2 separate regions of the Homo sapiens genome follow, and region 1 is linked to region 2. The links are chromatin loops, found by intact Hi-C in ENCODE. Cell type or tissue: B cell. All regions are shown on one strand.

What was found. Peaks named below come from ENCODE experiments on the same cell type or tissue, not always from the same donor. Only the 100,000 strongest peaks of a DNase experiment are listed, where the experiment ranks them.
Region 1: it touches region 2 in a loop (2.8-fold over the local background); 2 of 110 quality-filtered maps call a loop at or near these places.

Annotation. Positions count from the first base shown.
Region 1 is chr10:26,452,445-26,460,444 of GRCh38, forward strand. The region is part of intron 2 of APBB1IP (amyloid beta precursor protein binding family B member 1 interacting protein); the gene reads left to right. Among named protein-coding and RNA genes, the nearest start is that of APBB1IP, 18 kb to the left of the region's middle. In B cell, no CTCF peak of the experiment used is centred here; a DNase peak (open chromatin) is centred at 4,797; H3K4me3 peaks cover 893 bases; H3K27ac peaks cover 6,042 bases.
Region 2 is chr10:26,363,357-26,371,356 of GRCh38, forward strand. No RefSeq gene overlaps it. Among named protein-coding and RNA genes, the nearest start is that of APBB1IP, 71 kb to the right of the region's middle. In B cell, no CTCF peak of the experiment used is centred here; a DNase peak (open chromatin) is centred at 4,655; H3K27me3 peaks cover 209 bases.

The sequences.
Region 1 (8,000 bases), 89 kb after region 2:
CAAACATATTACCAAGGAAGCCACCAATTTCCACCTCTTAATAATCACAATTCATGTTTTCAGAAGACAATGTAGTTATCTAACTATCTAATTTCTCTAGGCCTGATTTTTGTAACCTATAAAATTGGAATCATGTCACTATCTCATAGAATTGTTTTGAGAATTAAATGAGATACTGTAGGTGTCTGACCTGTAGTAGTTGCTCCATATTTATAGCTCCTACTATTCTTTTTTTAATTTTTATATATTTAGGGGGTACAAGTGTAGATTTCTTACATGCATATATTTCATCCTGGTGCAGTCTGGACTTTCAGTGAACAGGTCACCTAAATAGTGAACATTGTACCCAATCGGTAATTTTTCAACCCTCCATATTTTGTAGCCTCCAATGTCTATTTTTCCACTCTGTATAGCCATGTATACTCATTGTTTAGCTTCCACTTATAAGTGAGAACATGCAGTATTTGAATTTCTGTTTCTGAGTATAACTCCTACTATTCTTTTTAATTAAGATATACTATCTTCATTTAAATATTTTACATTATTCTTATTATGCATTAATACTAGCTAGCATATATTTCATTTTAAGTGCCAGTGGTGGTGCTGTGCCAGTACTAAGAGAGTTGAGGTATAAATATTGCTCCTGTAATGTGGCTGAAGAGATTAAAAAATGTCTATAAAGAGATAAACAAGTCATAAAGCAGGTCATGAACTGTCAAAGTCGTGATTCTGATGCTGCCAGAATGGAGCTGTAGGTCTTGAGTTGGCTTTGTGTAGTGGGTAGGACTTATCTGAGTGGAGAAATGGCACAGAGGTAATGGCAATGGTGTGTTTACAGGAGGAGAAAAACTCCTTTCACTGTAAGGCAAGGTTTAATGAGAAGAAGATGGAGATGAAATTGGAGTGGTGTGCTGGGCATGGACTGTGGATGAGCCCATCCTATGAGATATTTGCTCTGAGCTGGGAGACATGAGGACAGCCTGCATACACAGTGACAGTGAGGGTGGGACAGGGCTTTCCTGCCAGGTCCCTGCTCCTCGACTAGAAGCACTGGCCTTCCTCCTCCATCCACTCATTCATCTCCTGCTTGCCTTTCTCTGATGACGTGGACTTGCCAGATTTGGTGTTTGTCCCCTCTGGACCTAGAATTCTCAGATATCCTACTGACCTGGCCATGGAGACCACTAGTGTTCCTCTGGGCTATAGCACAGACTCTAGCCCTCCTGAAAAAGGCCTCAAGGGACAGTTGCCCCTGGCAGATACTGGCCAATAAGCACAGGAAAAAAATGCTCAACGTCACTAGTCATAAAGGAAATACCAATCAATACCACAATGAGTACAACCACTATGGAGAACAATTTGAGATTTCCTTGAAAAACGATAAATAGATCTACCATATGATCTAGCAATCCCACTGCTGGGTGTATACCCAAAAGGAAGGAAATCAGTATATCAAAAAGATATCTGCGCTTCTGTGTTTGTTGCAGCACTGTTCACAAGATTTGGAAACAACCCAAATTCCATCAACAGGTGAATGGGTAAAGAAAATATGGTACTTATCCACAATGGAGTACTATTCAGCCATGAAAAAGAATGTTATCTTGTCATTTGCCACATGGATGGAACTGGAGGTCATTATAAGTAAAAAAATCCAGGCACAGAATGACAAACATGGCATGTTCTCACTTATTTATGGGATCTAAAAATAGAAACAGGCCCAGTGCAGTGGCTCACGCCTGTAATACCAGCACTTTGGGAGGCTGAGGCAGGTGAATCACTTGAGGTCAGGAATTCAAGACCAGCCTGGCCAACATGACAAAAGCCCATGTCTACTAAAAATATGAAAATTAGCCGGGCGTGGTGGTGGATGCCTGTAGTCCCAGCTACTTGGGAGGCTGAGGCAGGAGAATTGCTTGAACCCAGGAGGCAGAGGTTGCAGGATTGCAGGACTTTATTCTGGCTGCTCAGGAATCTGATGGGACAAGGAGCTGAGATCGTGCCACTGCACTCCAGCCTGGACGACAGAGTGAGACTCTGTCTCGAAAAAAATAAATAAATAAAAAATAAAAATAAAAACAATTGAACTCATGGAGGTAGAGAGTAGAAGGATGGTTACCGAGGCTGGGAATGGTAGCTGGGGTGGGGGAGATGTGGGGTAGTTAATGGGTCCAAAAAAACCAGAAAGAATGAATAAGACCTAGTATTTGCTAGCACAACAGCATGACTATAGTCAATAATAATTTAATTGTACATTTTAAAATAACTCAAAGAATATAATTGGATTGTTTGTAACACATAGGATAAATGCTGGAGGGGACGGATACCTCATTCTCCATGATGCAATTATGCATTGCACGCCTGTATCCCGTACATATATACACCTATGTACCCACCAAAATTAAAAATTAAAAACAGAGTGAGATACCACCTCACATCCATTAGCATGGCTATAATCCAAAAGAGAGACAATAACAGGTATTGATGAGGATGTGGAGAAATTGGGAGGGCTTTGAATGGCTCTCCACAGTTTGACAACACATGATGAAGCAATGAGGGAACAATTTCATTTTTGATGGCTGTCTCTGCTCAGAGGCTGTCTCTGCTGCAGGACTCTATTCTGGCTGTTCAGGAAATGGATGAGACAGGATGCTGAATGGAGTTGGGTAGTTCTGATTTTTTGCCAAGAGGCAAATGAGAGGGATGCCAGGAAAAACAGTATATGATATTGCTCGGCTAATTTAAATATAAATATGGGCCATGGAGTAAAGTACTGTGAGTGTATCATTAAGAAGGAAAAAGTCAGGCCTGGGCACAGTGGCTCACGCCTGTAATCCCAGCACTTTGGGAGGCCGAGGCGGGCGGATCACAAGGTCAGGAGTTTGAGACCAGCCTGGCCAACATGGTGAAGCCCTGTCTCTACTAAAATACAAAAAAGTTAGCCAGGTGTGGTGCGGGCGCTTGTAATCCCAGCTACTTGGGAGGCTGAGGCAGGAGAATTGCTTGAACCCAGGAGGCAGAGGTAGCAGTGAGTTGAGATTGCATCACTGCACTCCAGCCTGGGTGACAGAACAAAAAAAAAAAAGAATAATAATAATAAGAAGAAAAACGTCTTTGGGGATGCTCACGTTAACTTAGTAAAGTTACGTGGTTACTGTTATGTGAAACACATATAAAATACATACACTTCCCGAAGTTGAATTTTACACTATGTCTGCTGATTCAGCTGTTTAGAGTTTTGGGGGATTTCTTTTTTTTTGGTTTGTGGTTCCAAGGCCACAGCTTTGGAAAACAGTGTGTCAATTCTTCAAAAGTTAAATACTTACAGAGTTACCATATGCCCCAGCAGTTGCACTCTTAGGAGTGCCAAGAGAAATCGAAACATACATCCACACAAAAATGTGCAGGCAAGTGTTCATACCGGCATAATTTGTATTAGCTGAAAAAATGGAAACAACCCAAATGTCCATCAACTAATAAAAAGAAATGAAGTGTCAGCACATATTACATTTTGGATTGAACTTTGAACACATTAAGTGAAAGAAGCCAGACACAAAAGACCACATTAATGTATCATCCCATTGATAGGAAATGTCCAGAATAGGCAGCTTTATATAGAGAGGAAGTAGAATAATGATTGCTAAGGGATGGGGAGAGGAGGAGTGAACGGATACAGGGTTTCTTTTATAGGAGAAGAAAATGTTCTAAAATTAGATTGTGGTGATGGTTGCACAACCCTGTGAATATGCCAGAACCATTGAATTATACACTTTAAATAGGTGGATTGTTTCATTTCACCTGCATGCAAGGAGCTGCTCTATCCACGGGAAAATGGATGCACTAGGTGCAATTTGCACTCTGGGTTCAGTACATTAAGTGAAAGCCTTTGGTGTGCCTAGGAATTATAGGGAAAATAGCAGTGATAGCAGCGGAGTAGATTTTAGGAGAGAACAGGATGGATGTCTGAAAGATGAGGTTGGAGGGGTTGATGCGGGTTGGACTATGGAAAAATTTAAAAGCCACCTTATGGAGTTTATATTAAATCCTATGGACAGTAGAGAGCCACTGAAAAGTTTTGCTACTTGAAAGAATATGACAGAACTGGGTTTTAAGAAGAAAACTCTGGTGGCATTATAGAAGCTGATTTAAGAAGCAGAGACTGTGGCGAGCATCTGTATTCCCAGCTACTCAGGAGGCTGAGGTGGGAGGATGGCTTTTGTCCAGGAGGTTGAGACTGCGATGAGCCGTGATCATGCCACCGCACTCCAGCCTGGGTGACAGAGCAAGAACCTGTCTAAAAAAAAAAAAAAAAAAAAAGGAGAGACTGTTTGAGCCTGTGTAGGCATATGAAAAATAATTACAAAAGAAAAGAAGGAGAGATTGGAGATAGGAAGATGAAAAGTAAGCTGGGGGCAGAATCCTGATAAGATGTGGAAGACCTGTACTAGGATGGTAGCTGGGGAAAGTGTGGGACAAGTTCAAGGGCATTAGAAAGGCTAAACTGACCAGACAAACTGATCATATTTGGGACTTCCAGAATAGGTGATGCTTCTGAGAAGATTGGCTTAGTGAAGGTTATTGGGCTATAGGTCAAGATAAATGTAGGCTGGTTTTTTGGGTGTTTGTTTCTTTAGCAAGAGAGGGATACTATCTGAAAAGAGGAGTCCTTGTGTCCAAGTGGCTCCTTTTAGACACTCACAGCACAGGAGCTAGGCTGTGCTTGGTCATTGCAGATGTTCATAGCCATCAAGTCAGCCCACCTGTGTTTCTTCTCCGAGCCTTGTCTTCCCTTTCTCTGGTCTGCTTTTTCAAATTCTAATGTACGCTTCTTTTTCAGTTCCCCAATTTCTGGTAACTATCGCATTTGAATTTTTCTTTTTTAAGAGACAGGGTCTAACTCTGCTGCCAGGCTGGTCTTGAACTCTTGGCCTCAAGCAATCCTCCTGCCTCCGCCTTCCAAAGTGCCAGGATTACAGGTATCAGCCACTGTGCCTGGCCTCACCTTTGATTTTGGTATCCTTTACCCAGACATCCAGTCGCAGCCTCACTTCACTGCACTGTTCAACTCCTAACTCAGTATCTGATTTTCATCCAGGGTTTCTCTGTGCTGACTTTGTCCCCAGTTCCCAAGATAACATCTGGCTTAGATCTCCCTATACCAAAACCTATACTGGTAAGCCAGGGGACCTGGGAACAGGCTGAAGAGGAGGCTGGAAGGAGGCCATGTTGCATTTAAACCACCGGTAGGGCTGCCTGGTGGAAATGCTCTCTATGCAATGGGAAGTATAATTGCAGGGCTTAAAAATGAGGAGGGAGAGGAAGACACAGATAAGTATGAGTTTTCTGCTTCCCTCTGAAGCAATATCTATAGAGATTAGATAACAGGAATAAGTATAATACCAAACAAAGATCAGGGAAGATTTATCCTAAAGATAATCTGGATCATAGCTACAATGACTAAATTATTTGCTCTGAAAGGGTAAACTTGTTACCACCATTCCTTCAGAAAACACTTAAAGCTGGGTCTTTATTGGTATTTATGAAATCTGGATATTTTTATGGCCTGACTAATACCTTTGTCAAGCCCTTGGACAGCAGAGAAGTTGTATGGAGCCGAAAGTGCAAGGACTTAATGAATGATTTCTTGAAAGTATTACTGAAACTCTCTGGATGTGGTGTCTCATGCCTGTAATCTCCGCACTTTGGGAGGCCAAGGTCGGTGGATCACTTGAGGTCAGGAGTTTGAGACTAGCTGGACCAACACGGTGAAACCGCGTCTCTATTGAAAATATAAAAATTAGCTGAGCGAGGTGGCATGCACCCTTAGTCCCAGCTACTTGGAAGGCTGAGGTGGGAAAGTCGCTTGAACCTAGGAGGCGGAGGTTGCAGTGAGCCAAGATCTTGCCGTTGCACTCCAGCCTGGGTGACCAAGCAAGACTCTGTCGAAAGGAAGGAAGGAAGGTAGGAAAAGGGAAGGAAGGAAGGAAGGGAGGGAGGGATGGAGGGAGGGAGAGAGGGATTACTGAAAGTTTTTCTGGAAAGATCCATGAACACCTGACCAAAAAATTAACAAAGCTAATTTTCCAGTATCACTTTTTTCTCTCAGTGTCTACATCATAACAAACCTAAGTTGTATCTTAATACATTATTTGCCTTTTATATCAGAGCATCACTGGACCATTGTAAGGCAGTAGTAATAAGTTATTAATGATAAAATAGGTAACAAACAAAGACTATAATATGCTATCATCAAAAAATTAAGGCCATATTTCACTTCATGTTTTAGATTCTGGTAGGATTTTAAAGCACCAAATTCTTTGATATTTTTGAATATACTTTCACTAATTCTATTATTATCTACTTTATTCTTATTTACTGTTCTGTTTTAATTATTGTCTGCTTTCATTACTTTTTTCTCCAAAATTTCCTCTGAATTTGACTTTAATTAAATTGTGTATAAGTGTGTATTTTCTTTACTGTGGTTATTTTCTTTTCTTTTCTTTTATTATTATTATACTTTGAGTTTTAGGGTACATGTGCACAATGTGCAGGTTAGTTACATATATATACATGTGCCATGCTGGTGTGCTGCACCCATTAACTTGTCATTTAGCATTAGGTATATCTCCTAATGCTATCCCTCCCCCCTCCCCCCACCCCACAACAGTCCCCAGAGTGTGATGTTCCCCTTCCTGTGTCCATGTGTTCTCATTGTTCAATTCCCACCTATGAGTGAGAACATGCGGTGTTTGGTTTTTTGTCCTTGTGACAGTTTACTGAGAATGATGATTTCCAATTTCATCCATGTCCCTACAAAGGACATGAACTCATCATTTTTTATGGCTGCATAGTATTCCATGGTGTATATGTGCCACATTTTCTTAATCCAGTCTCTCATTGTTGGACATTTGGGTCGGTTCCAAGTTTTGCTATTGTGAATAGTGCCGCAATAAACATACGTGTCATGTGTCTTTATAGCAGCATGATTTATAGTCCTTTGGGTATATACCCAGTAATGGGATGGCTGGGTCAAATGGTATTTCTAGTTCTAGATCCCTGAGGAATCACCACACTATCTTCCACAATGATTGAACTAGTTTACAGTCCCACCAACAGTGTAAAAGTGTTCCTATTTCTCCACATCCTCTCCAGCACCTGTTGTTTCCCGACTTTTTTATTTTCTAGGTAGTTTGATATTGTCCTTTTGAAATTTTCTTCTCTGTTTCCTCAGCTGTTAAGGAAAATGTTTTCTACTTAAGGAGTTTTTTTTAAAATTTGTTTTAGCCCTTATTTTTCATTTTCATTATTGTTGTATCTTGGTCAGAGAATGTGGCTATTTCTCCTTTGAGAAATTTATTTACATTTTCTGGCACATAACTAGTTTTCAACAAATAATTTATAAGCTAAGCCTAATTTTTACTCAAATCCCCTATAATATATTTATGTCTTTCCCCTATTAATCAGTCAAATATAGAAATTAAATTTATTACCATTGCTAAGGTCATAATTTTGTAAGCCAAATTTTTACTATTATTTTCTATTTACTTAGTCTTAAAAATAATTTGTATAAACAAAATAATGTATTTTTGCTTGGAAAATTTAATGATGACTCAGTTCTGAACCAAGACAAATAATGCTAAATTCTTAATTACAGTTCTTGCCTCCAGAGAAATAAAGAAAATAATTAGCTGATGACAAGAATAACACTCTCTGTAAAGTTACTGAGCACAGTAACAAATAAATAAACAAATAAAACACCCTTCTTAGGAATAATTATCATAAAATTTGCTAGTCAGAAACAATACATGAAGGATACACTGTAGTTTGCATCTTCTTTTCCCTAAGAATTTTTAGAGTCATTTAGAATTTTAGAATGTAGTCAAGAAAGACAAAGAATTTGTTGCAATGCACTTGTCCATCTCAAATTGTCCTCCTCACATTGACTCCCCAGCAATGTTTAGGAGAATAAAGCCACAATAGGATGGAGTGGAGAAATCTCTTTC
Region 2 (8,000 bases):
TGAACCCAGGAGGCAGAGGCTGCAGTGAGCTGAGATTGCACCACTGCACTCTAGCCTGGGTGACAGAGGGAGACTCCATCTCAAAAAAAAAATTGTATTTAAATTATCCACATGTACCTTTGACATCACTGTTGTCACCATCACTTTGGAATCACTGAGCACAGTGTCCACATTTTATATGTATGATTCTGGCTCTGCAATCTTTATTCTAAGCCACAAATAAGCATTCACAGAATATTGTCAGTTAGTTACTTCATTCATCTTACAGAGGCTTTTTTTTTTTTTTTTTTTTTTTTTTTTTGAGACAGTATCTCACTCTGTCATCCAGGCTGGAGTGCAGTGCCATGATCACAGCTTACTGCAGCCTCAACTTCCCAGGCTCAAGCAATTCTCCCACCTCAGCCTTTGAGTAGATGGGACCACAGATACACATCACCACGCCCAGGTAATTTTTATATTTTTTGTAGAGTTGGGGTCTTGCCATGTTTCCCAGGCTGCTGTCAAACTCCTGCGCTCAGCAATCCACCCACCTAGGCCTCCCAAAATGCTGGGGTTCCAGGCATAAGACAACACACCTAGCCCATTGATGCATATTCTTGATGTCTAAACATTACCACTTGATGCATGATTCTTCAGAGAATATAGTAAATATTGAACAAATGCAAAATGTTTATGTGAATGAGTTACAAGTCAAAAGGACTCATAAGTCAAAATAAAAATAACTTATGCATCCCATGCTTAGCTTAAGACGTGAACATTACCTTTTTGAAGCTCTCTGTGGGCTCCTTCCTAATCTCTTTGCCCTTCCTGCTCATCCATTTCACTCCCACTGGTAATTTATCATTTTAAAATTTGTGTTTATTGTTTCTTTGCTTATAGATTTTTTCTTTCTTTCTTTCTTTCTTTTTTTTTTTTTGAGATGGAGTCTCGCTCTGTCGCCCAGGCTGGAGTGCAGTGAAGCCCCGTCTCTACTAAAAATACAAAAAATTAGCCTGGCGTGGTGGTGGTGGGCACCTGTAGTCCCAGCTACTTGGAAGGCTGAGGCAGGAGAATGGCATGAACCCAGGAGGTGGAGTTTGTAATAAGCTGAGATCGTGCCACTGCACTCCAGCCTGGGCGACAGAGTGAGACTCCATCTCAATGATAATAATAATAATACATAAACAATATTTAAAACCCATTTATTCATAATGATACTAAAATAACTGATATAAACCAACATGTGAATTTAGCAAAACATCCAAGAGACAATTAGGGAAAGCCAAATGTTGACTGAATAGTTGGTGGTATTAAGAAATTATTGGCTGGGCGTGGTGGCTTACCCCTGTAATCCCAGCACTTTGGGAGGCCGAGGCAGGTGGATCACCTGAGGTCAGGAGTTCGAGACCAGCCTGGCCAACATGTTGAAACCCCCTCTCTACTAAAAATACAAAAACTAGCTGGGCGTGGTGGTGTGTGCCTGTAATCCCAGCTACTCGGGAGGCTGAGGCAGGAGAAACGCTTGAACTCAGGAGGCAGAGGTTGCAGTGAGCCGAGATCACACCACTGCACTCCAGCATGGGTGACAGAGCAAGATTCTGTCTCTAAAAAAAAGAGAGAGAGATTACTGTTATTTCTTTCAGATGTGACAAGAGTATTTTAGTCATACTGCTTTGTAGAAATACTCACTGAAATACTTATGGATAAAATAATATGATGTTATCTAAATCATTTTCCAAACAAGGCCAAAATTCAGGAAACTCTATCTAGAAAAAGAGTGTGGCTATTAAAAATACACATTAATCTAAAAAGTACCACCATCAGATAAGATTTAAAATGAAAACAATGTGTTCTGGACAGGAATACTGATAATAAACAGCTTAATTGTTTGTTTGTTTGTTTTGAGACCTGGCCTCCCTCTGTCACCCAGGCTGGAGTATGGTGCCACAATTATAGCTCACTGTAACCTCAAACTCCTGGGTTCAAGCAATTCTTGCACCTCAGCTTCCAGAGTAGCTGAGACTACAGTCATGCACCACCACACCTGGTTAATTATTTTATTTTATATTGTAGAGATGGGGTTCTCGCTATGTTGCCCAGGCTGGTCTAGAACTCCTGGCCTCCATCAATCCTCCAACCTCTGCCTCCTGAAGCCCTGGCATTATAGGCATGAGCCCTGACAGCTTGCTAGTATTTTAAGTACAATTGGTAAAACTTATAAACAAAAAAAAATAAAAATATTTAAATGATCAAGGACAATTTATAAAAGAAGTGAAATGCAGAAATGCAAAGTTACCATGAAGAAATTTAATTGATACTTCATTAGTAATGTGCTTACCCATTGATGTGCCAAAAATCAGAAAACCATTTTTTTTCAGATAAGAATAGTGTGGATGACCTTCCAAGAGAACATCTCACAGTGCCCTCTGGAATCAATGAGTCACAGCATGAGTAGGCAGGGGTGATGTTCAAACACATCAGCAATGGCTCAATAATCAACCAACTAGAAGGACATGTGCCAGACCTGGTTCTGGAGGTTCCTCATTGGCTGGGCAGGACCCATTTATTCACTGACAAGGAAGAAGCCCTGGGTTGGGCAAGGAAGTGCCAAAATGCCAGCAGGAGTCACTTGGAAGCTCTGTGTAACAGCTCTTAATGAATCAGTACAGAATTAGTTTGATATTTCAACACCTAGAGGATCCCTAGAAGATGTTTGGGTTTGCTAAACATTAACTCTGTGAGAAGAAACACTCATAATCAAACCCAATATTATTAAAGTGAGGACTAAGCAACATTGTTTCTCACTCACAATGCTAGCTCACCTTCTATGTGTGACTGGGAGTAGCTGTGGCTAGCAACCATTTGGCTCTTAAATCTGTCTATATCTGTGTATTCGTATGTATCTCATATATATGTGCATATATGTGTAGATACTTTTAGGCAGAAATCAACATGCATAACAGAAACTCGTTCTCCTCCTCTACCCACATTTACTGCTGAACAGCCAAAATTTTAGACTCCATTTAGTTTCAGACTCTTATCAGAATGACCTAGCCAGCCAGCACCTTCTTATAAATTCTATGTACAAGATACTTTGTGGTGATCTAACTCCTTAGCTACATTTTCACCATTTTATCTTGCTATGACACTCTATGTTCTTGCCATATTGAACTACGTATAGATCCTTGAACAAGCACTTTATTATTAATAAGATTTTCTCTCCTTGGAATGTCTCTCAGGCCCCCTTCATTTATAGGTTGTTGCGGGAAGTCAGGGACCCCAAATGGAGGGACTGGCTGGAGCTGCAGCAGAGGAACATAGATTGTGAAGATTTCATGGACATTTATCAGTTCCCAAATAATACTTTTATAATTTCTTATGCCTGTCTTTACTTTAATCTCTTAATCCTGTTATCTTTCTAAGCTGAGGATGTACGTCACCTCAGGACCACTGAGGTGTTACCTGTACAAATTGATTGTAAAACCTGTGTTTGAACACTATAAAATCAGCGCACCTTGAAAAAGAACAGTGATTTTTAGGGAACAAGGGAAGACAACCATAAGGTCTGACTGCCTGCAGGGTCGGGCAAAAAGAGCCATATTTTTCTTCTTGCAGAGAGCCTATAAATGGACGTGCAAGTAGGAGAGATATCGCTAAATTCTTTTCCTAGCAAGGAATATTAATATTAATACCCTGGGAAAGGAATGCATTCCTGGCAGGAGGTCTATAAACAGCCGCTCTGGGAATGTCTGTCTTATGCGGTTGAGATAAGGACTGAGATACGCCCTGGTCTCCTGCAGTACCCTCAGGCTTACTAGGGTGGGGAAAACTCCGCCCTGGAAAATTTGTGGTCAGACCGGTTCTTTGCTCTTGAACTCTGTTTTCTGTTGTTTAAGATGTTTATCAAGACAATACGTGCACCGCTGAACATAGACCCTTATCGATAGTTCTGCTTTTGCCCTTTACCTTGTGATTTTGTTGTACCCTTATCAGTAGTTCTGCTTTTGCCCTTTGTCCTGTTCTATCAGAAGCATGTGATCTTTGTTCTGCTTTTTGCCCTTTGAAGCATGTGATCTTTGTACCTACTCCCTGTTCTTACACCCCCTCCCCTTTTGAAACCCTTAATAAAAACTTGCTGGTCTGAGACTCAGGCGGGCATCATGGTCTTACTGATATGTGATGTCACCCCTGGTGGCCCAGCTGTAAAATTCCTCTCTTTGTACTGCCTCTCTTTATTTCTCAGCTGGCGGACACTTATGGAAAATAGAAATAACCTACATTGAAATATTGGGGGCTTGTTCCCCCAATAATAGGTATATTTCAGGGGTCAATTCAGATTTTTAGCACTTCCTGAAAGTCTCTAATGTCATAAGTATAGCATTATAGAAAGTACTGGAGAGCTTACTTTTCCAAACGAGAAAACTTTCTTCCACATTTATTAGTCAAAATCCCCATTCACTACTCTCTCAAATTCCTAGCATCACTGAGTCAATAATTCAACAGATTTTTCTCCAACAGTCTGTTTATTCTGCTTACATCTACATTCCTCCATTTCCTCTGGCCCTTTCCTCGTCTGGTTCAGAATTAGTGGTGGTAATATAGAAATCACCAGCAGCCAGGTATTGGGAAAGACTTCCTTACCACAGAAGGTGAAGGGATGGTTCAGCACCAAGGACAGGGGCACACGGGCCCGCTTACTTTCCTGCCTTCTCCACCTCATGTATATTTTAGTCATGCTGTGTGATTATGTCTTAGATTAAGTGCCCTTCCTCATTGCTGAGACTAACTGTATTATCATTTTCACTTTATGCTGAAATTTGTTTCTTATTTATCTCCCTTATCGTTCCTCCTCCTTACCCTCACTTAGTACAATTCCTGGGGCATAGTAGGCTAAATAAATTTTAGATTAATTAATAAATGAATCAATCACTCAATAAATTAACAAATATATTTCAGAAAGGAGACTAAAATCCAAAGAGACACAAATAAAACAATTTTGCAAGGAAGCAAAAATAATATATTTGTTATTACTCCTTCAGACATCAATTCTCACCCTGGCTTTGCATCAGAATGATCTGAAGAGATTATTGAAAATGCAAACTCCAACGTGGGGGACATAGGAAGACCCTGTCTCTACAGAATATTTTAAAACTTAACCGGGCATAATGGTAAGGGAAGCGGAGGCAGGAGGATTGCTCGGGCCCAGGAGTTCAGAGCTACAGTGAGCTATGATCAAATCACTGCACTCCAGCCTGGGCAACAAAGCAAAAACCCTGACTCAAAAAAAAAAAAAAGAAAAAAAAGCGAAAGCAAACTCAAAGGTGCTTCCCCAGAAATACCAGAAATACAGAAAGTAAGAGAATTCTGATGGTGTGGACTTGACATATGTAAAGAAGTAGGGGGACAGCTTGCACAGGTGATTTCCAAGGGCATGAAATATTTCTTCTACAGTTAGTTATAAGTTCTGCTATATCCCTACAGGAGGAATTAAGCATGTGGAAGGGAAAGAAAGCTCCAGCTGCCCTGGTTCATATGAGCAACAGGACCCAATCTTTTCAGCTGGGTAAAATGAAAATCAGCAGGAGCTGCATCTTTATTCTGATACCTGCTGATCTCCCACTCATGATGTAATAGTACAGGTAAAGTTATTCTTTGATTAAGTTTCTTACAGATTCTGGATATTAGACCTTTGTCAGATTCATAGTTTGTGAGTATTTTCTTTCATTCTGTGGGTTGTCTGTTTACTTTATTAATAGTTTCTCTTGCTGTGCAGGAGCTCTTTAGTTTAATTAGGTTCCACTTATCAATTTTTGTTTTCATTGCAATTGCTTTTGGGACTCAGCCAAAAATCATTTGCCAAGGCTGATGTCAAAAAGGCTATTTCCTAGGTTGTCTTCTAGGATTTGTATAGTTTAAGGTCTTACATTTAAATCTTTCATATATCTTGGTTAATTTTTATATATGCTGAAAAGTAAGGGTCTAATTTCGTTCTTCTGCATATGACTAGCCAGATATCCCAGCACCATTTATTGAATAGGGAGTTCTTTCCCCTTTGCTTGTTTCTGTCAGCTTTGTCAAAGATCTGATGATTATAGGTGTGAAGGCTTATTTCTCAGTTTCCTACTCTGTTCCATTGGTCTATGTGTCTGTTTTTGTACCAGTAACATGCTGTTTGGGTTACTGTGGCCTTATAGTATAGTTTGAAGCCAGGTAGTATGATACCTCCATCTTTGTTCTTTTTGCTTAGGATTGCTTTGACTGTTTTGTGTCTTTTTTGGTCTCATATAAATTTTAGAATATTTTTTCTCTAATTCTACAAAGAATAACATTGGTAGTTTGACAGAAATAGCATTGAATTTGTAAATTGCTTTGGGCAGTATGGCCATTTTAATGATATTGATTCTTCCAATCCATAGGCATGGAATGGCTTTCCATTTATTTGTATTATCTCTGATTTATTTCAGCAGAGTTTTGTAGTTTTTGTAGAGATCTTTCACCTCCTTTGTTAGGTATATTTTTAGTATTTCATTTTCTTTGTGGTTATTGTAAATGGAATTGTGTTCTTGATTTGACTCTCAGCCTGGGCACTATTAGTGTATAGAAATACTATTGATTTGTCTACGTTAACTTTTTTCTCCTGAAACCTTGCTAAAATCATTTATCAGTTCTGTTAGCCCTTTGGCAGAGTCTTTCGGGCTTTCCATTATAGAATCATGTTGTCAGTGAAGAGAGAGAGTTTGACTTCTTTTCCTAGTTGGATGCCTTTTATTTCTTTCTCTTGCCTGATTGCTCTGGCCAGGACTTTCAATAGTATATTGAATGATATAGTATAGGAGTGATGAGAGTGGACATCCTTGTCTTGTTCCAGTTCTCAAGGGGAATGGTTCTGGCTTTTGCCTGTTCTGTAAGATGCTAGCTGTGGGTTTGTCATAGATGGCTCTTATTATTTTGAGGTATGTTCCTTTGATGCCAAGTCTGTTGAAGGTTTTATCATGAAGGGATGTTGGATTTAATCAAAAGCTTTTTCTGCATCTATTGAGATAATCATATGGTTTTCACTTTTGATTTTTTATGGGTTAATTACATTTAATGTAAAAAGTGAAAAAATTTTAAGTAAAAGTGAAATGGTTTTCACTTTTAATTGTTTATGTGGTTAATTACATTTATAGACTTGCCTGTGGTGAACCAACCTTGCACTCCAGGAATAAAGCCCACTTGGTTATGGTGAATTAATGTTTTGATGTGCTGTTGGATTCAGTTTACTAGTATTTTGTTGAAGACTTTTGGGACTGTGTTAATCAGGGATATTGGCCTAAAGTTTTCTTTCATTGAATCTATGCCAGATTTTTGTAGTAGGCTGATACTGGCTTCATAGAATGAGTTGGGAAGCAGTCCCTCCTCCTCATTTTTTTGGAATAGTCTCAATAGGATTGGTGGCAGTTCTTTATACATCTGGTAGAATTCAGCAGTAAATCCATATGGTCCAGAGTTTTATTTGGTTGGTAGTTTTTTTTTTAATGATTCAATTTTATTGCTTGATATTGGTCTATTCAGGGTTTCAATCTCTTCCTGATTCAATAAATTACTGCTTCCAGTAATTTATCTATTTCCTCTAGACTTTCTAGTTTGTATAAATAGAGTGGTTCATAGTATTCTCTGAGGATCTTTTGTATCTCTGTGGTATCAGTTGTAATGTCATCTTTGTCATTTCTGATTGTATTGATTTCGATATTTTTTTTTCTGTGTTAATTTAGCTAGCAGCCTATCAATCTTGTTTGTTGTTTTAAAGAGCCAACTCTTGGTTTCATTGCTCTTTATGGATTTTTGCATCTGAATTTTATTTAGTTCTCTAATTTTAGTAATTTATTTTCTTCTGATAGCTTTGGGATTGGTTTGTTCTTTCTTATTGTTCTATTAAGTGAAAAGTTAGATTGTTAATTTGATATTTTTTAACTTTTTGATGAAGGCATTTAGGGCTTATTAATATTTTTGAATCCCTAACTAATATGGTATGAAGTTGT